Linked DNA regions of Mus musculus: all the other regions are linked to region 1. The links are chromatin loops, found by intact Hi-C in ENCODE. Cell type or tissue: left cerebral cortex. All regions are shown on one strand.

Evidence for each region. Peaks named below come from ENCODE experiments on the same cell type or tissue, not always from the same donor. Only the 100,000 strongest peaks of a DNase experiment are listed, where the experiment ranks them.
Region 2: a loop joins it to region 1, with 2.7 times the contacts of the local background. A loop is called at or near these places in 9 of 42 quality-filtered maps.
Region 3: it touches region 1 in a loop (2.8-fold over the local background); 3 of 42 quality-filtered maps call a loop at or near these places.

What each region holds. Positions count from the first base shown.
Region 1 is chr6:61,176,114-61,184,113 of GRCm38, forward strand. Ccser1 (coiled-coil serine rich 1) reads left to right here and starts at 4,212. Exons shown (of 11, transcript NM_183310.2): 1 at 4,212-4,540. A730020E08Rik (RIKEN cDNA A730020E08 gene) reads right to left here and starts at 4,697. Exons shown (of 3, transcript NR_040287.1): 1 at 4,594-4,697; 2 at 3,871-3,948; 3 at 1-969. In left cerebral cortex, a CTCF peak has its summit at 4,319; DNase peaks (open chromatin) are centred at 3,285, 4,266 and 4,975; H3K4me3 peaks cover 2,096 bases; H3K27ac peaks cover 1,132 bases.
Region 2 is chr6:61,059,511-61,067,510 of GRCm38, forward strand. No RefSeq gene overlaps it. Among named protein-coding and RNA genes, the nearest start is that of Ccser1, 120 kb to the right of the region's middle. In left cerebral cortex, a CTCF peak has its summit at 3,806 (motif pointing right); a DNase peak (open chromatin) is centred at 3,822.
Region 3 is chr6:60,982,078-60,990,077 of GRCm38, forward strand. Mmrn1 (multimerin 1) reads left to right here. Exons shown (of 8, transcript NM_027613.1): 7 at 4,997-5,149; 8 at 6,121-7,301. The coding sequence ends at 6,542. Among named protein-coding and RNA genes, the nearest start is that of Mmrn1, 42 kb to the left of the region's middle. In left cerebral cortex, a CTCF peak has its summit at 4,060 (motif pointing right); DNase peaks (open chromatin) are centred at 4,047 and 5,035.

The sequences.
Region 1 (8,000 bases):
TACTCACTGTTGGTAAAGGCCAAAGTTTTGATGAAATAGTGTATAAGTTTGGAAAATTAAAATGGCTTACATTTGATATAATTTTATAAATCAAAAATTCACAATATGTTTTCTATAAATGACAAAAGCTATGAAATGCATTTTCACGTGTTAATTACAATTCACATGTCTGTGGCTCCTGCTGTGATGTTTTGTTCAAAAGAGGTCTCATTTGTGATGCTGCCAGTATAGAAGCTGACAGATGGTAAAACCAGTTTCCAGCTTCCCAGAGTACTGGTATAATGTGGCTTAGACTCTTATTAGTGTTGTTTGCTTATTATATATTCAAGTAGTACAAATATGTTCTCTTTTCAGTTTTATTCTTGCTATTGCTATATTTATACCTATACATATGTTTAGGTTACTTTCAAATTTTATCAAGATACTGTTCTTAGGGATAATTTAGATGATGCTTTTCAGTGTGTCAACAACTGTCTGTTTGAATGAAATATGTATTACTATGTAGGTGCTAGGACCATATACAATAGGAAACTCAAAGCCCAGTTTTTTGGAAATAGATAACATTAAAAGATTAACTCACTAATTTGGTAAATTAAAAAAAATATTGTGATCAGATAAACTAAATTAATCAAACATGGTAATTACCTCCCCCTCTCTCTTCCTGTCTCTCTTCCCTTTTCTCTGCCTTTTCACATATACACACACATTACTAAGCAAGAGTTATCACAAGTATGCTTAGGAAAAAAATAATTTTTCTTGTCTTCTGTGCCTTATTATCTGGATGATTATCACAATCAATGTGCTTCCACATCAAGACTACATATTTGGTGTTTTCTGGACCCAGAATTGCAGCTGAGTCAATCTTGATCCAATTTCTCATCCAGTCCTGCTCGGCATGAATTGCTTCTCTTCTCCTCAGTTACCCATTGGCAGCTTTCACGGGATAGCAGCCATCATAAAGAGCAACACCTAGGAAAGATTAAAGAAAGAGATGCAAAATTCTTTAAATTTTGGGGTGTGCATGTGTCTGTGTGCATGTGGAGGCCAGAGGTTAATACTAGGTGTCTCCCTCATTCACTTTTCACCATTTTTTTTTTTTGAGACAGGGTCCCTTACTGAACCACAGCTCAAAGATTTCCCTAGACAGGCTGACCAGCAAGCCCTAAGGTCCTTTTGTCTTTCCCTCTTCAGCAGCAGGATTACAGGTGTGCATTGCTGTCTGTTCCTGGCTTTTATGGGGATGATGGGGATGAAACTCAAACTCTTACGCCAGGTAGAGAGCATTTGGCTACTCACCCATGTCACCAGTTCTTTATCTACATAGTTTTGTAAATATAGAAAAGTTAATTCAGTTTCTAAATTATTTTATAGCTAGTAACTGGGTAGGAAAGAAAGAAAAAAAAACCTCTATTATCTTTTCTGAACCCCACTTCTAGGTTTTAGCGGTGCTACTTAGGAATGCCTAATTTGGCTCATTACTGGTGGGAATGCAGTGCACATAAGGAGCACATATGTAACTGGCAACCTAATTTTTCTGCTTTCATCAAAGGCTGCGATGCCAAATCTTCATTCAACGTGCCAGTTAGATACACTTGGGAACCTAACAGCAGCACGCACATAAGAGATGAAAAGGAACAAACTGGAAGGAGTCATTAACTTTCTGTTTTTCTATCACAACAAAAATTATCGCGTTGAACGCACTGCAACTGGGAAATTCCACTTGAAAGATGAAGCAATCTTAAAAGAGAATAATTCATTTACTAACTTCCTCAAGTGTCCATTAGAATTCATAAACGAGGCTTCTAGCATGGAGGGGTTTTTTGTTTTTTGTTTTTTTAAGAAAAATAAAAAATAATGAAAATGAATCCACTTTTCAGAAGTCTGTTTTCGGGCACATATTCCATTTGTTTTTTAGTCCAGTGCATATGAATTCAAATCTTTATTTGGGAAAATTTCATAAAATAAGGAAATGTTAGCTTTTGTGTCTTAATGAAAACAACAACTGACAGATTGCCATGGTTCTCACCAATTAGGAATGCAATTTGTGAGTGTGAAAACTGCTGTCAGTTGTGGTTACCAAAATGCCCTGGAATATCTCCTATAATTTTGAAGTATGTATTATAGAGTAATAATGACTACTGACCATAATGAAATAAACAGTACCAAGTCCACTAAATGGTCAGAACCTAGCCAGCATCATCAAGCACTGTCCTTCAAAAAATGAACAGAACTTTTAAAAATGTCTCTTTACAGCTTGTAACTCATGAGCTGAAAATGTTTAGAAATAACTTCTTTTCAAAATTGCCTTTTGCAGTAACCACAGATTTCTCCTACTGAAGACTGTGGTGCAAACTTTCGTAACTTTTCCATCCATGGCTTCGAGTATTTTCAGATTTTTTTTTTAAAAGTCCTTGCCCATTCCTAAAAGTGATCAGGTTGTAAGGCTCTCTTACACCGTGAAAGAAAAGAGACGTGGCATTGGAGAGGGTTTTAGGTCAGCCTATTAACAATTGTCTAAAGCTCTGAGGAAGGACAGGAAGCAGTGTGAACATCCTGGCTGTGTCCTTTCTTTATGCGTCTTGATATGTCCGAACAACTCTTAACAGACTCATTGCAGGAGCCATGGGAGAGTTGGGTATGGCAACATTTACTGGAGAAAGGTAAATTAAAAGGCTTGAGGCTGGGAAGATGGCTCAGTGGCTGGTGCTGGTTGCGCAAGGGTGAGGACCTGTACTGACCCTATACTGACCTGGGGACCTCCAGGACACTCCCCCTCCCCATGGGTGTGATAACACACATAACCCTGGGCCTTTCACCACAGAGAATCCCTTGAAACTTCTATGTGCTCTAGCCTGAGTACCTAGAACTGAAGGCATCAGGTTTCAACAAGGTGGGCAGAGAGTACGCACAGAGAGGTATGAAATGCACATATTTTCAGCCACACATATGAACACAGACATCAAAGAAACACAAATCCTCACACGTGCATGTTGACGAATGCTAAATATGCACTTGCCATAACCCACACAAGAAGAAAAATGCAGCATCAACTTTGCAAACACCTCCCCTTCTGAGTGTCTTGCTTTGTTATATAATAATAAATAATAATAATAAAACATATAGCAGAGATACTCTCACAGAAGAACATATAACAATCATAATCATATTCATTCAAAAGGTATACTTCTTGTACATCCGACCTCCACAGCCACTTCGCAGGAGTCAGACAGATTAACCAGAAGATGCATACAAATATGCACACGTACTTGGAGCGTAGGCTGTTAGACTTTCGCACGCATGCTGGCTGCTTCCAAACAAAGTAGTACACCAGGCATGAAGAACTTAAACTTTGAGAAAGAAGCTTCTAAAATGTGCCAGTAAGAACTCTAATGTATGACCTTAGGAACATATTATGTACCTCGAAATGGTCCTATATTCTAGCAGAATGGGTTAAATGTTTCTGCGAGAGTTAAATGGTTTCCATGTGTTGTATTGTCTGCTAAAGGCATAAATAGAAGGAATGGGGATGAAGAAGAGGACGAATGGGAAATTGTTCAGGTCCCAGTACAACCTTAAAGGAAATGATGCAGTGCAAGGGGAGACAGGATCACAGGAAAATGAATTAGGTAAACAACTGCACCAAGCATCAGAAATATTTCCATCTCTGAAGAGATACATTTTCTTCAAGAGGTCACCAGTCTAATGGTGTCAAGCTGGTTCCGGACTCTGGGTTGCTACTGAGGACCGCAAGAGTAGGCAGAGGAGTCCACTCCCAGCCAATCCCAAGGTTTCCATTCTTACAATCACTGCCACAAACGGTTACTGGGAGGCGTGACCTGTTTAAAGGGAAGGAGGCCGGGTCCTTGTTACCTTGTTAGCTACAGAGTTGTCAAGACGATCGTGGGGCGGATGACACGGAAAGACCCAGACAGAATACTGCAATAACTCCTATCTCCAGGAAGGGAAAGACAATATCTCTGTCACAGAGAGCCCAGGCGCAGCGCTGTCCCATTCTTCAGCGTCCCACCGCGCGTGCCCCTTACTGCCCTGGCGACTCGCAGGGCGCGGGGATCTGGCGCTCGGCGGGCTCCGCTCCCTCCCCCGATTCGGCCGCGGGTGTGCGCGTGTCGCCGCGCCAGGCTGCGTGCGCGGAAGCCAGCGACGCGGTTGGCCGACGCCGCCCTCGGGCTGCCCCCGCCCGGCCCGACACTGTCACCCGCTCCGAGGCCGCGGCGCCGCCTCCTGCCGCCGGGAGCGCGGCCTGCCCGGGAGGCGCTCGCTGCAGCCGCCCCGCGGCCCCGCTGCGCACACCGCCGCCCACCCGCGGCCGCCGCGCGCCCCGCCCGCTCCCATCCTCGCTCAGAATGACTGACTGCGAAGCTCTGGCGGAGCAGCCGCGGTGGCGCAGGCGGGAGCGGCAGGAGGAGTGCTGAAGACAGCGGCCGAGCCGGAGTGGACGCCGCGTCGGGACCAGCCCGCAGCTCCAAGGTAGCGACGCGGTGCAGAGGACTCGCGTGGGGCCTGGACTGAGCGCGACCAGGTGACTCTCCCCGGCTCGGCCGTCGGCCCAGCGGGGGGTTGGGGGGGACTCGCCTGGCGGGCGTGGGCACTGCGCGGCGTGGCCCGCTCCTGCAATCCGGGGGTCTCGGTCGCAGAGTTGGCGCGAGCTCCGGTTGCGGAGCGGGGGCGGGGGCGGTGCGGTGGGGCAGGCGGGAGCTCCACGCCGACCGCCCCTGCCTCCGGAGCCCGCCACGTAGAGTGGACGGATTGCTTTGTGGCGCACCCCGGGATCGCGGGATGCGGGCGTGGGGTGCTCCTGCGTGTGTTCTCGCGCCGGGTCACCCGGCCGGAAAGTGAACCCCGCGCTGACAGCAGGTGGCTGTCAGGCCCCTCACCTTTGGGCTTGAATCTTAGGGACTCGCGCACACGGTGCCAGCGCCTAGGGAGCGTGCGCGAAGGGGCGACCGAGGGATTTGTGAATGGTGCTTCTGAGAGGAGGCTGTGCCTTGCTGATGCAAAGGGGCTAGTATCCCGAGTGAGAAGAAAGGCTATTTATGGCAGAGTTGTGGGGTTCCCTTCTGTGTACGCTGAGCCCCTCCTGCTTGGAACTGGAAGCAATTCTGCAATTCTGCTTTTTTTTTCCCCCCTTCTGGAACCTGCTCTGTAAAACGAAAGAAGGAAGTCTGAAGTAGACTCCGGTGTGTACAGGTAGAAGTGCTTCTTGGAGGTCATGAACCCCTGCTCTGCCATTTCTGAGAGTCCTAGCTGTCTGTTCCTGCTACCTCTTCAGGTCCCCACTAAGACCACAGGACAGAAAACCTGCTTGCTTTCAGCAGCTTTCACTGGTCAAACCATTGCAGTTGAGCACTTTTCTTCTGAAATGAAACACACACCCTCCATTCTTCCCTTCCCATGAGGGCTGTTCAAAGAATGTTCACCTATTTTACACGAAGAGATGTTATTCAAAGCCCCTGGGAGAATGTTGCTATGTGAGTTTATGTCGACACCGACTCTTTAAATCTAGTTACTGGGGACAACCTAGAGTACTCTTCATCTAGGCTATAGAATAATTAGTTTGTTTTGGTTTCCCTTTGTGCTTTCTTTAAACAAGTGCCAATTACAGGGTCATAATTTGAAGCTTAGATGTAAGTTGGGTCAGTGTCTACCAGAGTACCTTAGCAAATTTATTATGTCCTTTGAAGAAGCAAACTGTGTTTCTATATAACTGCTGACTGGACTGTGACAGTGGAACATTGCTTCAATTAATTTTAAGCTGAATTCTCCTTGAGACTGCCATATATAATTTTTTTGTTTTAAAAATCAGACTGAAATTCCATATTACATATGACTGCACCTTTGGTAGTCTCTCTCTCTCTCTCTCTCTCTCTCTCTCTCTCTCACTCACTCACACACACACACACACACACACACACACACACAAAGCATCAACCTATTATTAGAGTGATTTGTCTTCACCTCATTTAATTAAAGAGACTGACCAGAACTGTTTTGATTTAAAAAAAAATGTATGTGTGGTAAGCCCCAGGTTAAAGAGCTTTCCCTACCAGTTCGTTCATTTGAATAGAGTTAAGAGTTTGATTACATATGCATATATGAACATATATAGATACATGTATATATTATCTATCTATCACCATCTATTGTCTATGAATTACTGCTAGTTCAATGTGCATTTGCAATGCTGGAGTGTCTTGTGGGACTCTGACCACACCACATAGATATAGTTCCATTACTGTGATACTGGAAGTCATATTTATGGAATATTCTTAATGTCATTGGAATTGGTTATTGTTTCTTATTTTAAAGTTTTTTCTAGTACTATGTTAGTTGACATTAAATTCCAGAAGTAGAAAATGAAACATTTATGACCTTACAGTAGTAATTTGCTTTTCTATCATACTTTATTGTTCATCATAATACTCATAGTAAAGGCCTGTCTTGAGTAGTGGGATGTCTAGACAGTTTTGAGACACACAGGGACTTCTTTCTATATACTCTACTCTTCAGGAACACATGGGCAGTTTGAAGGAATCTGAGGTGAATACTTAAAGACAGAGTTAACAGCCCATGATAGCATGGGATTACAGGTCTAGTGAGGAGTCCAGGGGCTCAGAGAGTGGCAGTAACATTTAGTACTATATTTTGTCTGAAAAACATCAGTAGGTAGGTGAGACTTTGTCTTTTATTAAAGGGCTCGTAAGATTAGTAGGTTGTGGATAACAAGACCTACAAGATCTAAGATGCAAATCTGGCGTAGAGAACAGTAACGATGACATGGAAGATAAGTTTGCTTTGCAATAGATTTAGATATCGTTAAATATTGGGCCAGTTGGGCCTGTTCTGATGTAAAACGTTTTATGACTTCTCTTCTTGGAGTTTGTGGTCAGTATTTCTGCACCTTGACTGGCTAAATCTGTATGTTTTATAATAAGTAGTTTATTTTTTAACTTCTACAATAGTGAAGTACTTGTAGGGAAATGGTGCTGGATGTTTACATGTCTCCACATCACATTAAGGCACAGCAGAAAGCCTGTGGCACACCACCTCTTTATGTTAGGGTGGTAACTAATTCCTTACTTTAACATCTTGGGTCTCTTCCCTAAAGAAGAGATAAGGTGTAGGACAACAGTGCTGATGAACATTGATAGAATGTATAACATTTTATTATCCTGTATATGCATATCCACTAAATAATTTATTTACTCATATTCATTTGGTAGATTTGTTGGATAGATTAGATTTTATCTCAAGTTCTTACATGTAGCGAAATGACACTTTGGCCACCTTTACATGGCTTGCCATGAATACAGTGCAATGATTTTCAGCCTGTGGGGAAGTTTTCAGAATAGTAGGAACACTTTCAAAGATCATTTGGCTATATCTTAGCAGGAAATTGTATTACTAACAGTAGCATGACCTATCAGTATTCTATACTTGTGTGTGTGTGTGTCTGTGTGTGTGCAGTAATTTTTATGGTACAAAATAAACCCTGACAGTCTTTTGCGAAGATACAGTCTATATGTAATGGCTGTATATGAAGTGAGTGAGAATTTTTATAGAAACAATGAATGTTAAAAATGCATTTTTTCATTTTACAAGCATAAAAGTAGAGTTGACTTGAAGCCTGCCTGTTTAAGATGACAGCACAGAAGTATATTATAGTGACAGTAAAGAAATTATACAAACACGACATGTGACTTTCAATAACCAAATGGAATTACTTTCAGATTAGCTGAATTAAAAGATTTTCACATCTCTCTATGTTTTGACAGTGCATGGATATGCCCTCACCAAGGAAAAGCCTCTTAAATCAGACTTCATAATCATGCGTGAGTGGAGTGATATCCAGCCCAGCCAGGCATAGATCAGCCCGTCTCTCTGTCAGCTGATCTCTTTGCAGTGTGGTTTTGGATTGGATGTCACAGGTGTATCATTTTGATAATGTATCCTTGGCTACTATATGACTGACAGCTTCTGTG
Region 2 (8,000 bases), 120 kb before region 1:
GTTTGAAATCCCACCTCATAGCCATTACTTCCATCATTTCAGTGTTATCTGAAACTTACAAAACTGTAAGTTCGGATATAAATGGCACAAGTAGCCTGTAATCTTGACAATCATATGAGGACAAGGTTGGCCTTGGTCTGTCACTAGCTTTTATGCATTGGTTCAGATTTGGCCTTTGAACTTTCTAGTATTGTTGCAAAAAGTGCGAAAATTGTTTTATTTGAAATTTCATTCTCTTTGTTACCTAATCCAAAACTATCGCCTCCTAGAATCTCCTTTGTTTTCACAGATCTGTATATAGCCTGGCTGACTGGATTTGTTGCATTAATCACAGCTAAGCTCTGCTACGGACCCTTACTTGATTCAGCTGTACCACATTTATGACTGTATTTCCTCACGAAGACATGTCTACAGCTTGCTGACAACGTATCCATGTGGCATATGGCTTTAGTGACTTTACTCCTATCAGTTCTAGCACATTTCTTTTTTTTGTGAAAATATTGTTTATTGCATTTTTATTTCCTGTATAAATTAAAATAAGTATGTATCTCTTCAGTACTAGTTTGGATAAATTAATAATTCTGGGGTTTTTTTTGTGGAAGTACAAACATGGACTCAGAGTGATCTGAATGTCTGTTCAAGACACTATCTAAGTAGCAAATCATGAATTCCATGTTATATGCTGAGATTCTGTCATCCTTTACAAAGGCAGCATAACAAATTGACTATATTTTTGTAATGTATACTCCACTCCTCTCCACTGAAAATTTTCATGTAGCATTTACATATTAACACGGATTGCGGTCTAATACCATTGAGAAAATGTATTAAGTGAAATGAGCATAAGAAAATGACTTTAAAATTAGGGGATCCTTTTTTACTTCTTTGCAAAAGGGTAGAAAGAACGCTTAGCAAGTAGATACCTTATTCTACACTGTAGACACAGCAATGGAGAAAAATATTTTTGCCTCTGTGTTAAGGGTCATATGGATACTCAGACCTAGTTTTCTTTTATCCCTGAGCTACCGTTCATTTCACAGTGCAGGGTGACACTTTCCTATCTTCCCCTTTTTACACACAGATGAAATGCTCAGAACATTTAATGTTCTAGTGATGAAGCAGGGCCAAGACTTTTCATCTTCTCTTTTTTCACTTGCTTACTTTCATTTATCCAAAACATCATGCTTCTTTTTGTCTCATCAGTTACATTGTACTCTATCAAATCCACAAAGTTAAATAAGTTTGAAGGGTAACGATGTGTCATTGTAAGCATCCTTCACATTTTGAAGAATCCAACTTTTCATACGTATACCTACCACTAACTACACAATTCATCTGAAGTTAATAATAGTTGGCCTAAATGGCCAGATTATTTCATGTACAAATATATTCCTTAACTGACAATAGGATTACATGTGATGAAAACTTTTTCCAATAGACCCAGCCTATGGAACATTGTACTTTAATAATCTAGGAACTGCAGAGTGATGATCTCACGAGGCTAAGATAATGGTATATTATACATATATAGGCTGGAAAAAAGTCCAACTTTAAATGTAGTATCATTGAATGTGTACTGCTCTTAGACAGTCATAAAATAGAAAAGTTGTAAGTCAAATATTATAAGTGAAATCATATTTAAAAGTAAGGGTTGTATTGGCTAAGTAGCATGTCAAATTTATAACTAATGGCAGCTGATGGCCTATGTCCCTTGGCCCTTGAATTCATCTACATATGCTTAGCTATGTTTTCTCCCATTTTCTGAAAATCTTTCAAAATTTTAATATCTTAAGAAATTTTTCATATCTACTTTCATATCAATATCATGGCCAACTTGTTGTAAACTATACCCTCAAGCCATTTCTTTTGTCAAATTAATCAGATACTTTTATTTCTTTCTAATAGAAAACACAACTAATTTTTTTGAGTTTCATTTTGTCTTGGCTTAATTAGTTACTTAATAATATTTACTTCAAACATGTGAGCCTGATTCCTTCTTCCTGGACCACACTTTTCACATATGTGACATAGAGAGCTTGAGCAAGTTTACCCCTGCTGTGCTTTGACCCTCTTATAACACACCGTTTTCCAACTGCATTGGCCTTTGGCTCCTTATAGTTCTGAAGAATGTGCCCTATGTTGCCCTATGTATACATTTGTACACTTGACTAAGAGGGAGATGACCAACACCACACCCAGGTCACTAATCTATGCTAGTATTCCTCACACTCTCAAACCTGACACTCATACATTAATTTTGTCTTTGTCATTCACAATCTCAGAAAATGTTTTCAGTTTGGGGAATATTTGTTGATATTTTCTTTCAATTTTTCTTGAGTACTTTCATTTTATTTTATCTTATTAATTAGAAAACTATCTTTGTTTTCCTAGTGACTGGTGTAGGATACATTGCCATGTATTGTTATCCAGACAGGTCCCAGAAGTCCCTTAGAGAATACTGGCTACTGCTTTTGCTCTGGGGTGCTCACCAGTACTAGATAATAGGAATTTGTAGTTGAAGATGTCACATTCTTTGGTTACAGGAGTTCCAGAAGTCACTATGTAGGCTTCTAGGGAGAATATCCATCAATTGAACTGTTGACTATTTTTGACACAATAGCAATCTCCCAAAGAATTAAGTATATTGATCTAATAGTGGCATTGCTATGTTGGGGGTAACCAACTGCTTTGTGATTGGATTGGAGTATTAGTCCATGAGGGGTGATACATAACTGGTACTATGAATCTAGTCAAAACCCTATGAATGGGAAGTCATCACAAAGGGGCAGAACATACTACTGTTGCTTCTCCACATGGACATATTTTAAAACTACCTTCTAAATATTTGTTTGTATACTCAAAGGCTAGTGTGTGATTCTCAGCTTGGGGCAGAGAGGCATGGGCTATTGCTTACTGCCACTCTGCCAGCCCCAGAGAACATTACAGAGAGGGGGGCTAGGCACAATGTATGAGCCAGAGGATGGAGAAGAATGCTCTTAAATGTGTTCATCCAGACAGAAAATAGCCACTGCAATCACAAACATAGAGCAGCGGGAGACATCTGCTCAAAATCAGACCCTCGGCATTCCACCACAGGTAAAAGTGCCTACCAGGCCTATCACTTCATAAGGAGCTAACTAATTGTTAGCATTGTGGCAGAAGTGTCACTTTCTTCAGTGGTGTAGCCCCTGAGAGGCTAGGTAGAAAGAAGGAATTGAAAATAAATGAAGGGAGCTAGCAGGAGACAATGAAAAGATTGTGTGTAACCATAATACATGTATACATGGAAGAAAAATGTTAAAAGTTTTAAAAATAAAAAATTATTGTTCCTCTAAATGCATCAGGGTACAAAAATTTATTTTCTAAGATGTTACAAATATAGATCAGATTTTTATCAGTTCAGAATAAAATACCACCATTCTAAATATCCTAGAAACGCTAAACTTCTCTAGTACTTAATATTCAGAAATGCAATATAATTACTGTCAATACCTTGCAAGGCTTGAATATCATAAAATAATCTAGCTCAGAACCTTACCAGAATGAACCAAACTACGTATTCAAGCTTCATTATTTTTTTCAATAATTTGAAACAAGAACACAAAGAACAAACTATATCATTATTATTTTCTAGTAACCTTGTTTAGCTTTACAATGCTACACTCGTAGGAGGTCCTTTCAAGATATTTAATTAATTACTGCAAGCCTGTTTCACACGTTCTGTAAAATGTCTTTGAATATGAGGTTGTATTCTACCTACAGAATTTTGTTTCTATTGTCTCGAAAAGCAGTCACCAATCTCTGCTTTGCCAGCAGAGGGCACATCTTCCTGCTCCTTTTTATCTATGAATAGGGATGAAAAGAAGGAGACAGAATTTGCTGCTCTGGAGCCCACACCTCACATAAACAAAGTCCAACTGACATAGAAACACTACCACATTCGAATTTTTCAGATCTAAATTAAAAAGACAACTCTACTGCTGGTGCTGACCAAAAACCCAGTTCAATAGAGATTTTTGCTCCACAAATTTAGCTGTGAATTGTATCCTTCATTTTATTCTGTTTTATTCTGGTCATTTCATTTTGGAGTTCAGTTTTTGATCTGTAGCAGAGAAATGGTGACCTAAAATGTATTTGTTTATTTTCTCTTTTTTTTTCTTTTCTTTTTTTTTTTTTTTTCAAGACAGGGTTTCTCTGTGTAGCCCTGGCTGTCCTGGAACTCACTTTGTTGACCAAGCTGGTCTCGAACTCAGAAATCCACCTGCCTCTACCTCCCAAGTGCTGGGATTAAAGGCGTGCACCACCCGGCATGTATTTGTTTATTAGTTTATAAAATTAAACTATTAATCTCTTTTTAGTTAATATTAACTAATGTACAGGATTCCAAAGTTGGTTGGAAATCAACTGAAAGATTCAGAGGAAACATTGTTAAGGAAAACGAGTTACAGTGAAGCTATTAAAACCTAGCTTGTTGATCATTGATTTAAGAACATCCAAGCCCGTTTCATCTTCTGGCTACTTCCAGAGAATTGATACAGAATAGTTTCACATTACAAAGAGCAGCTGTCATTTCAACATTCCATGCATCCTCCAGTGTTTTAGTTAGCTTCCTGTTGCTGTGATAAACACCAAAATCAACTTGGGGAGACAAATGGTTCTTGGGTTTGCTTTTCTATATCCCATTTTATCATCAAGGGAAGCCAGGGCAGGGGTGCACAGGAACCTGGAGAAAAGGAACTGAAGATGACACCACGTAGGAACCCTGCTTATTAGCTTGCTCTTCATGGCTTTCTGAGTTTTCATTCTTACACAACCTAGGATCACCTGCCCAGGAGTAACACCACTCACAGGCAGGCTAAGCCATCTCACATCAATCACTAATGAAAAAAATGCCCCAGAGTCATGCCCAGACCAATCAGATGGAGACAATTCCTTAGTTGGATTTCTTTTTTCCCAGTGACTCTAGTTTTTAAGTTGACAAAAACTCACCAGCAAACATGAGGCAATAATATAATTCAAGTACGGTGAGTGTGCACACATTGAAAGGTTATGTTTCCAAAATGAAAGCATGTGGGGATGAAATTGGCTCGGTTGATATAGGCTCCTGCCCAATGACCTAGTTCGAGCCTCAGGACCCACAGGGTAAAAGGAAAGACACAAATCCAGAAAGTTGTCCTCTGAAATGCACAGCCCCCGACCCGAAATACACACAAGCATAAATTAGTTAGTTGATTATCAAATGAAGAAGCCATGTTCAAAAGAATAAGTCCTAGGTTTCCAGACAGATGATGCTCTTCTCCAGCAGCACCAGTCTTAAATGTTTTCTATAAACCATTGTCCAGCATTTCTTGCATCAAACATAGTGCAAAGCTCTCGCAAGTGGGAGCTCTGGTGCCCCATCAGCTTTGAAGGTTCTAAAGGATTAGCAGCCATTGAGGATAATCTTCATGAACTTTAGAATGTGTGCAATTAAAGCCACAGTGACAGTCCATTACTAAGCTAGGAGGGGAAAAAAAAGCACACAGAAAACTTAAAATTTTAAGAATAAGTTATTTAAATGTTAAATAATGAGGAACAGTAATAACGGTGTAAACAAAAATTCCAGTATTTAGATTCATCTATTTTAAATGATTCAAACAAAGTATAGTCACGAGTGACGGTAGTAAGAGGAAGGACAAGATTTCAGGCAAAAGAAACAGAGTGCTGTTCCCACACAAAGCTAGGTGTTCTTCCTTCCCAAGAAAGTACTCTACAGGGAATTCCAGCGGCATTTTCTTCTGTGTTAGTGAATAAACCTCTGCCAGGCTATTTATTCTTAAATGCATCAGCTACTGTCAGCACCAAGTGTCTGAAAGTCTAGACTGTTCTAAAAGTTATATATATATGTGTGTGTGTGTGTGTGTGTGTGTGTGTGTGTAATTTTTAAAAATCTTTCCTTTCCCATGAAGTAAAGACTGGGAGTTTTAAAACATCAGATCTCTGACACTCTGGAGCTGGAATAAGAAGCACAGAGTGTGCAAGAGGGAAATACCAATTGCAGAACAGACAGGAGGCCCTGGAGGGACATAGGTCACATCCTGTGAGGATGCCTAAAACACAAACCAGGCACACCACTATTCCATACATGCTTTTGAGATGCCACAGCTGGTTGTCCTATCTTTGCCCTTTGTTTCTGCAGTTTTCAAACTGGGATCTAATATCATAGTTAAATTTATATGCAGAACAAAACAAGCCAGACATATTTCTTTAAGTTTCAACTTACCTGCCTTCTAAAAATAATTACAGACAGCAACAAAAAAAAAAAACCCTAAACTCCATATTTCAGTCACCACTTTCAGAATGGTTACAAATACACATGAATACTTAGGTCCATGTGACTTTATCTTATACACATATTTTTATATGCATAACCACTGCCTTCTTCAGTAACTATAGAGGAAGTGAATGGAAACTGAGGTTTTCCAAGGTTGGGCCTCATGGGGCTTTCCACACTGTGATTCATTCTGAAATGAAGAACTAACAAGCACTAATCACTGAATCTGATAAATACTGTGCTTATTCAACCTTTAAAATGGTTTTTATGATTGTTACTGTTCACATTTTCACTTTCATATCAGGAACCAAGGTGATAACCTTCATGTGCAACACTACCCTGACAGCCTTTCTATGAAGGTGAAGGAGCAGATCATGTGGATATGTGTTTATTTCCATCCTATATCCTGCCTTGATGCAGACTCAGCCTGTAATATGCCATCATTGTCAAATAGCTGATGTGGGGATGATTTTGTATTAATGGCTATACAATAGCATTATAAGGTGATTAAAAATGCCATACATAAATGAGATCAGTTTGTTACTTTTCTTCCTAATCAAGGGCCAAGTGGGAAAAAAATGAGAGCGAATTTGTGATGAATATGCAAATAACTTCTGAACTTTCAGCCTCTAATGCCTCTCATTAGTTGGCTTCCTATACGCACTGCCTACATGTGGAAGAGAAAGTACTGAGCACACAGGCAGGTGCTTTTGTTTTCTTAAACGAATATGGTTCATGGTTAAAAAAAATAAAACTGGCAGAAGTCAGAGGAAAAAAAAAATAACAACAAAGCCACAGACGAGGCACCTGGACATAAACACTAGGCAGGCCCAGGATCCTGGAAGCCTGTGATTTAAGAGATAGGAAGTGTATATTAAGGTGGACAGAAGGTTATTGCTGGGCGTGGTGATGTGATGGGAGGTGTTTTGAGAATCTAATTAGATGGCAGCTAGCACGTTGGAAACAAAAAGGAGGTCACATCTATTCAGCAGCTAAAATGTGCTAATACCAAATTAGATGCTTAGTCGGTATAACCACCTCTGCATGGGGTAAGTGCTTAAACCTCAGAGAAGGAGTTAATTATCTGTCCTCGACTTGCCAGTCTCCCACTTCAAACCCAACTGTAGCCATATATTTAATGTCATATTTGCAGAAAATGTAACACCCCCTCCCACCATTTATGAAACAGAGTCAATCTACTCCCCACCCCCCCAGAGAGCCGCATTTAATCACTCCTATATTGTCGGGGGTTATAATTGGAATTGTGATCACTGCCTTTCCTTGCCTTGGGGGCTTGGTGCTTTCAAAGCCTTCACAGTAAATCCCAGACCCACACACAAAGGTTCACTGGTGACCAACTCACCAGCACCTTTATCAAATGCGTTTCTTTATCAAAAGAAACTTTCCGATGCTCTTCAATCTGTGAATGGTTTGTAGTTGTTTTCATTCCACACTGGCCCTACACCAACATATTTTATGTTATAACTAAATATCTGTTAGTTTTGTAAATATGATGCTGTTGCCTGCTATCTGAGAATGTATGTGTACTTGCTTTACAGGAAATCCAAGGGCTTTGTGGGCAAGAAAGATGTCAGTATTATAATGTCCCTGATGCTTTGGTCACTATTAAAAGAATTGTGTGTCAAATAAAGTGCAGTTGGCCCCCTCATGACCACAAGCACTACAT
Region 3 (8,000 bases), 190 kb before region 1:
GCAAATACCAGGAACCAAGGGTCCCAGGAGAGGGTCAGGAAGTGGAAGCTTAGTAGATGTTGACATCCAGGTCCATTTTCTGACTCGCTAAAGGAAATTAGAATGGAGGAAAGTATTCAGCAACCTAGTGTTGAGGAACAGCTTGATAGCACAGGGGCAATATCAGCACTGTTTTAAAATTACAGTAAATGGACTGTCAACAAAGAAGAGATTACATAGACAAAATTATTGTCCATTTATTTACTGTTTTATTTTTTAAAGATTTGCTTGTGTAATAACGGAATTCAAACATATCTCAAGAAAAATATTGCAAAACAACTTCCCAGACTGTAGGTACAGTAAAGACAAATAATGTGTCTTTTATCGTGTGATGGTAATGTGTAGTGTTGCACTAAAACTCATTTGCATAGTTTTTCTCATCAGTGAGTGTCTGACCTTAGATTGCAAAAGAAAACAAGTTTATCTCATATTTCAGCTCCTATATGGCATCTCTATGGCCTGAAAAAAATACACCTACAGTCACACAACCGTATTTTATTTTTATCTTTTGGATCATTTTTAATTTTACTCTGTTTTAAATATTGCTTCATGAACATGTGAATAAGACCTAAAAAGTAAGATTGTTGGGGCACAGTCCATCTTTCAAAAGAATTGGATAAATGTTACTCAGCTTCTCTTCAGGAATCAACTTGCATTCTCTAAATCAATTTATAAAATGTTCTAATTTTGTACTGTCTACACACTAAAACGTGTATATTTCACAATAGAAGGTTTTAACAGCAATAACATCTACATTTTAGACTATTAGTGTCACATGTTTCACATTTGTCTGGACAGTGGTTTAGATGCTGGTGAGGTTCTTTTAAGAGTATTGTTTTCCAGAGCATTTGGAGCTGAAAAAAATAAAAATATTGATCACAAAACCTGTCCGTTATGAAGCTGTCCAGAGGCAGCAGGGCAATACCCCTCACTAATCCCCTTGAAACTCCATTGTGCTGTGAGCAGGGATCACAATTACTAGCCCTTTGCAATGTTATCATTTACATCAGTGGTTCTCAACCTTTCTAATGCCATGTCCCTTTAAAACAGTTCTCATGTTGTGGTGACACCCTAACCATAAAATTATTTTATTGCTACTTTATAACTCTAATTTTACTACTGTTATGAATTATAATATAAATATCTGATATGCAGAATATCTGATATGAGCCCTTTGTGAAAGGGTTGTTTTAACCCAAAGTTGTCACACTTCACAGGTTGAGAACTGTTGGTTTAAATGAAGAAAAAAAGTAATATATTGATGCTAAAATGGAGTAAATAATAAAATCATAAAGTAAAATAATAATATTAATAAATTGTGTATAAAACCATGTTTTATAAATTACACAATCTATTTCATATGTAATAAATACAAATAATGATAAAGTAGAAAAACACAGAGTGCAAGTTTGGTCATGAAACTCCTTTTGAATAAGTTCTGATTGAGTGCTGAGAAAAGCTAAGTAGATGGATTGTATATTCAAGTCAATGTCCATCTTCATGCGCCTGACCCACGGAGCAGGTAGTTACAGTCACAAAATGCAAGTGTTCATAAAGGCAAGGTGCTCTGAAGTGGAAGGACCTCTATAATAGGTTCAAAATTAGCACTTACCTTTTTGAAATACAGTAACAGGATGAAGAAGAAATTATACATGGAGTACATACTAGAGATCAAAATGCAGAGGCCAGAACAAATTGGGATTCCCAAGCTATCTGAAGACAACAGAAAATTAATTTTAGTCACGTTCCACATAGGGAAATTAGCATTGAAATATGAGCCATGCTACCTGCACAGGATAGCAGAATATTGTGTTGGTAAAACTGCTCAACTAATTGTAATGATCCCCATCACACCCGTGTGATCTTTGTGAAACTGTGAAGACAGAATTTGGATAAGGAACTAACCACAAATTCAAACTTTCATTAACTTGTTCATTCATCCTTCAAAGTTTTGCCATTTTGCATATGTCCCCTACTGTGTGGATTCATAGTGATGTGTTTAAGGAGTAAACTGTGAGCCCTGATATCATAAAGTGTGACATTCTGTTGGAAGTAAAGACACATGAACAATTATAATCAAGTGTGATAAGTTCAATGGGAGATCACATACAGCATCAGACAATAATTGTAAGAGTGAAGGTAGCTATAGCATCAGGGATGAGGAAAGGTGACAAATAGTTTTATCAGAGTTTATTTTTTATGTTAACCCAGAAAAAATTGCCTATTGATCACCTAACCATTTTAAAGTACTGTAGAAATAGAGAATAATATGAGTCATAGGATGTATAAAAGCTTAGTTGTAGCAACCTATATGTAATTTCAACTGATATGCAAAGAAGGCAACATAAAAGAGAAACCATGGAAACAATTGCAGAAGCCAGGAGACATCCTGGTACATGAACAGGAGGCACAGGGCTGAAGTCCAAGTAAGCAACTGTATGGTTACAAGAAGTTTGGATTAGTGCACTAATAGGATAAAGTTCATTTCCTCAACTATACAAAGTTGGACCCTTCCTGCAGATTAGTGACTCCACAGAACAATTGGAATGAAGGGCAGGCAACATGCTCTGTAATGCTGAGACGAGAGCAAAGTGAGACTCCATCACAGAAAGTAACAGGAAAGCAGAAGGAGAGCTGAGTGTGCACACTAGACACTGAATAGCAAGCAGAAGTCTTTTCCTTGAAGAAGGGATTGGAAAGAGTAGAAATGGAGAGAGAGGTGTCATATCACAGAGCCTTGACTTTTTCTCCCTGGAGTAGGTTTGATGTCTTACAGGCCTAACCTGTAAGTGAGACTGATTGACTTCCTCATCTGGGAAAGTAAGAACTGTAGAGCTGATCAAGCCAAAGAAACAATTCATTATCCTGCAGCTCTATTGTGTAATGGACCATTGCTAGTGAAGCTCATTACGGAGCAGTCTCCCAGGAGTTGGTCATGGTGCTAGGTCAGAGGATGAAGACCAATGGAAGTAGTGCTTTGCAGACAGGAATTCACAATTCAACAAGCGATGAAGACTTGTAGGTTGTTTTCAAGCTACCAAGAAGTAGGCGAAGTTCTAGAATGAGAGCTCACTGCAAATGTAAAGCTTGAAAGCCTGATTCAAGGGGTGAAAGCAGTCAAGAAATACAGATCAGTTTAATATATGTTATCAAATATGGTGTATGTAATATATATAAATATATGAAATTTATTACCTAAGCTGTTCAAACACTTTTCTAGATGAGAGAAGTAGTTTATAGGGAATATGTCAAGAAAATTCAAATCATTTTAGACTTTTCAAGGAATGTACTAATATATTCTCTTTAAAAAACATTAATACAGGCATGAAGTTTGACCACATTTTGAATGAATTACTAATACACATTTAGAAACAGAGAATATACAGATACATAGAACTATGAATTATTAAACAAAACAAATTACAATTTTAAAGTACACACACACACACACACACACACATTGTCACAAGGGATGTAGGTCAGTAAATAAGTACCTGACATACAAATCTGAGAACCAGAATTCAGATCATCCCCAGCACCCATGTAAATAGGCAGGCATAACTTATGTTTATAACCCCAGAATTGCATTAGAGGTGGAAAGATTGTGGGGCTCATTGGCAGGCAAAATAGTCAAATCAATGAGACACGGGTTTAATAAAAGGTCATGTCAAAAAGTCAGGTGGAGATTGATCAAGGAAGATATCCTACACTAACCTCTGACTTCCACATGCACCTAATAACACAGCTGAACATACATCCAGGAAAAATATTTTATGTACACACCCAGTGAAGGTTTGTTCCACTGTAAAATAATAATAATAATGCAGAAAATTAAATGGAATTAGATGTTATCAAGGTGAATGAAATAAGCCAGGCTCACACAAATGTCGTTTCCTTCATATGTGGAGTCCAGATATTACATATGATGACAGAACAGTCTATGTGGGATCCAAAATTCAAGTGATCTACACAGTTTGAAATAAGTGAATTTTAAATTTACATTACTGCCACAAGGTGGTGCCATAACAGTAACTGTGGCAAGCGAAAGAAAGATTCTTCCAGCATATTTCTCTTACAAATTGTCATATTTTTATGCTAGGTTTGTACCTGCCATTGTAACTTGGAATTCTAGCAAAATTAACTATTTTTGTGTCTACTATACAAACTGGAACCTCAGAAATATTCTTGTGTGTGATTATCAGAGGCTTTCTACCAATACAAATCACTAAATTTGTAGGCTAAGTTTTGTTTGAATTTGTCACTCTAAAATCTTAATTTTCAAAATAAGGTTTTATTTTTAGGTGATCAAAAGTGAGAGATTGTTGTGTTTTGTTTTAGTGTTAAAAAGGTAGAGCTGGAAGAATGGTTCAGAGGGCTAGAGCACTTACTATTCCTACAGAGAACACTGGTTCTGTCCCCAGTGCCCATGCCAAGCAGCTGAAATCGGCCATAACCCTCGTTCCAGGAAACCCAAATCCCTCTGCTGACATGAGCAGGAATCTGCACACACAGGGCACATAAGTTCACGCAGATGTGCACACAAACACTGTAATTATTAAATAATATCACATCTTAAGAAAATAAAAAAGGGTCTTTCTTCTCTAATGATTAAAAGCCTTACCCTTGTTATTTATTTAGTCAAAATATACTTAGTCCTGTATTTCGATAGTTATATCTGCTTCAAAGCTAACCAGAAGTTTAATATACTCACATAAACTTGATCACAAAATTATCCTTGCATCACACAGTGGGGTCAAATATGAGGGTTTTGCATGAATACCCTCCCTAATGGGTGTCAGAGATAAGGTGGTGCATGTCCCAGGCCCACACTGGTGAGTGGTTTCCATCTAAGGACTCGTTTTTCCTTCTTTCAAATTCAGCATTTCAACTATCCTGTTGCACATCTCGGGTTTGAGACAAAAATAGATTGTCTCTTTTTGCTGTGATTCCTTTTCAGTAGCACAGGAACATTCCAGCTGCAGCAGCTTCCCGTGCCAGAATGGTGGCACATGCATCAGCGGGAGATCCAACTTCATCTGCGCTTGCCGGCACCCGTTCATGGGTGACACTTGCACCGTGAAGATCAAGGAAGATGATGCAGTAGCACCAGGTACTCACCCCCTTGTGCTTCTCAGTGTCACGCGCGAACACATGCTGGACATACTGTGAAAGATCATTTGAGCCTTCTTAGCTTGTTTTTCATAGTTTCTTCACTTCTGTCGATTGGTGTTATTGCACATTTGCTTTGAAAGTGTAGCAATCCTGACCCTGAGGCTACTCAACAGGAAAGGCTACTGGATAGCAGCTGACACCTGAGTTTGATGCACACCTCTCACAGGGAAATGCGAAAATTAATTCCCAAAATCTGTCCTATTGGACAGCTACACACACACACATGCACACATGCACGCGTGCACACACTATGCATACAATAATAACATGTTTTAATGTAGCACTCCAGTTCCTGGTTTTTAAACAAAAAAATACACACATCAATTCAAAACATTAATTTTAGTGGCCACGAGATATTTCAAATCAGACCTTACTGATTTCTGTATCTGAGAGCACATTTCAGTGCATTTTAAATCTTGACTAAGTGTATGTGGCATTATTACATAGAAACTTACCTTGGCCTGCTTCTCCTTGGTGAACTTGGCTTCATTTCACTTCATTCTCAGCCACTAGAAATTATCATGGAACCTTGTCTCCCCATCCTGGAGGTTTCCGTTCCTGCAGGGAGTTTCCACATCCCATAATAATTGTTCAGTACTTTGAATTTCTTTATCTCTTGGCAGTGTGATGCAGCATGCGAATGACCTTGCAGGCATTTCTACAGGACAGTTGCCAGATGTCACAATAGACCCTTATCTCAGTGGAGAAACTGAGGCTTCGGGAGACTTGGTGTTTCCACATTTAGCCTACAGTGGAGGCAGACATCCAGATACAGGGGCATCACTCAGTTTGATAGAGAGCTTTATGTTTCTGCTAAGTCTGTGAGACTGAGATAAAATGAGAGCTATAGGAAGAAAAACAAGATAAAAACCCTGAAAAATAACTCCTGTCACATTTTTCCTTGAACAGATTTTTCCAAAGGATCTTACAGATATGCTCCGATGGTGGCGTTTTTCGTATCTCACACTCACGGAATGACGGCACCTGGTCCTATCCTGTTCAATGATCTAAGCGTCAACTATGGGGCCTCATATAACCCAAGGACTGGCAAGTTCAGAATTCCATACCTTGGAGTGTATATTTTCAAATACACCATTGAGTCATTCAGTGCTCATATCTCCGGTTTTTTTGTGGTGGATGGAGTAGACAAACTTAGATTTGAGTCTGAAAATGCTGACAATGAGATACACTGTGACAGAGTTTTGACTGGGGATGCCTTATTTGAATTAAATTACGGACAGGAAGTGTGGTTGCGACTTGTAAAAGGAACAATTCCAATCAAATATCCCCCTGTGACCACGTTCAGTGGTTACTTGTTATATCGCACCTAAGTTTGTGTGAGAGGTAGACTCTCACCTCTCTACTCCAGCATGCTCTCCTTTTCATTTATCCTTACATGCACATCAGCTCTGTTGTACTATTTCTACACTAAATGAGATATGTCATTGAAGAGCCTGAATGTTTATTTCACAAAATGATTTGGATGTCCTGTACAGAGGGGGTCCTTTCTCCTAAGGAGACACAGAGGCATAGAAACCCAATGTGACCATTACCCACAAGCATGTGTCTGCCACCGCGGGCATGCCTACCTGTGCTCCTTTCCTGTGAGTCTTTCCAGTGTAGAATAAAATGTCACAGCAGATTTCCCAAAGAAACTTAAATTTTGTTATATTCTGTGTTTATAACTCTAGAAAAGAATTTCCTAAGATAACAAACTTAAATAAATAATTCAAAGAAAAAATCCCATTTTTTAACTTCTAAATTTGCTTTACTGTTGAGTTGATCAGTTTTATAAAATAAATTTGCATTTGTGTTCAAAACTAAGAAAAGTAAATTATAAATATGAAGTATGCTTAAATATTATCTTTGCAAGATTGGAAAATGGAGACATAACTAATGCCTATTTAGACATTTTACATCTAATTTTGTGTGTGCTACTTCTCTGCCTCCATTAGATAACATGTGCATGAAGACAAGTACAACACTTTTCTATTCATATTCTTCTATTATACTGTTGTGAGGAAATTTGGGTTTCCTTTTGTGTATTCTTGCTCTTAATAATAAAGGGATTTAAAGATGGACTCTGAGGGAAGTTCAAGTGTCATTTCTTTAAAGCTTGAGCAAAATATTACAACTATACATTTGGGCAGCTGCTGAGAAGAGAAAGACAGAGAAGAAAGAAAAGAAATCATGTTCTCTCTCTTTCTCTTTCTCTTTCTCTTTCTCTCTCTTTCTCTCTCTCTCTCTTTCTCTCTCTCTCTCTCTCTCTCTCTCTCTCTCTCTCTCTCTCTCTCTCTCTCTCTGGTGCAGATCTATATATGCATGTTTTTACACATGTGTAAGCATGCATATGGAGGGCAAGGTTGATGTTGGGATTCACCCTTGATCACTTTTCCACCTTATTTGAATGAGGCCAGGCATCTCAATCAAACCGCAAGCTCTAGGTTATGGCCAGTCTGGCCAACTTGCTTTGGGGTTCCTCAGTTACTGGAATTACAAACAGGCAGCCACACCTGACCAACATCCTGTGGATTTTGAGAAGCAAAGTCAATTCTTCACTCTTGCCAATCAAACTCTAACTATTGGGCCATCTCCCCTGTCTTCCATGACTTTTTGATCTAGGATCCAAGAAAACCAGTATGTTCAGCAATGGAGTCCAGAAGTAGATGTACAGGCATAAATTTTTTGCAACCATTCTTAATAAGCAATAGTTCTTTGGTGGTGAGCTTGATTTATTTATTTATTTTTCTTTTGGCAACAGTTCAGTCCTGTAGCAAACATCAAATATG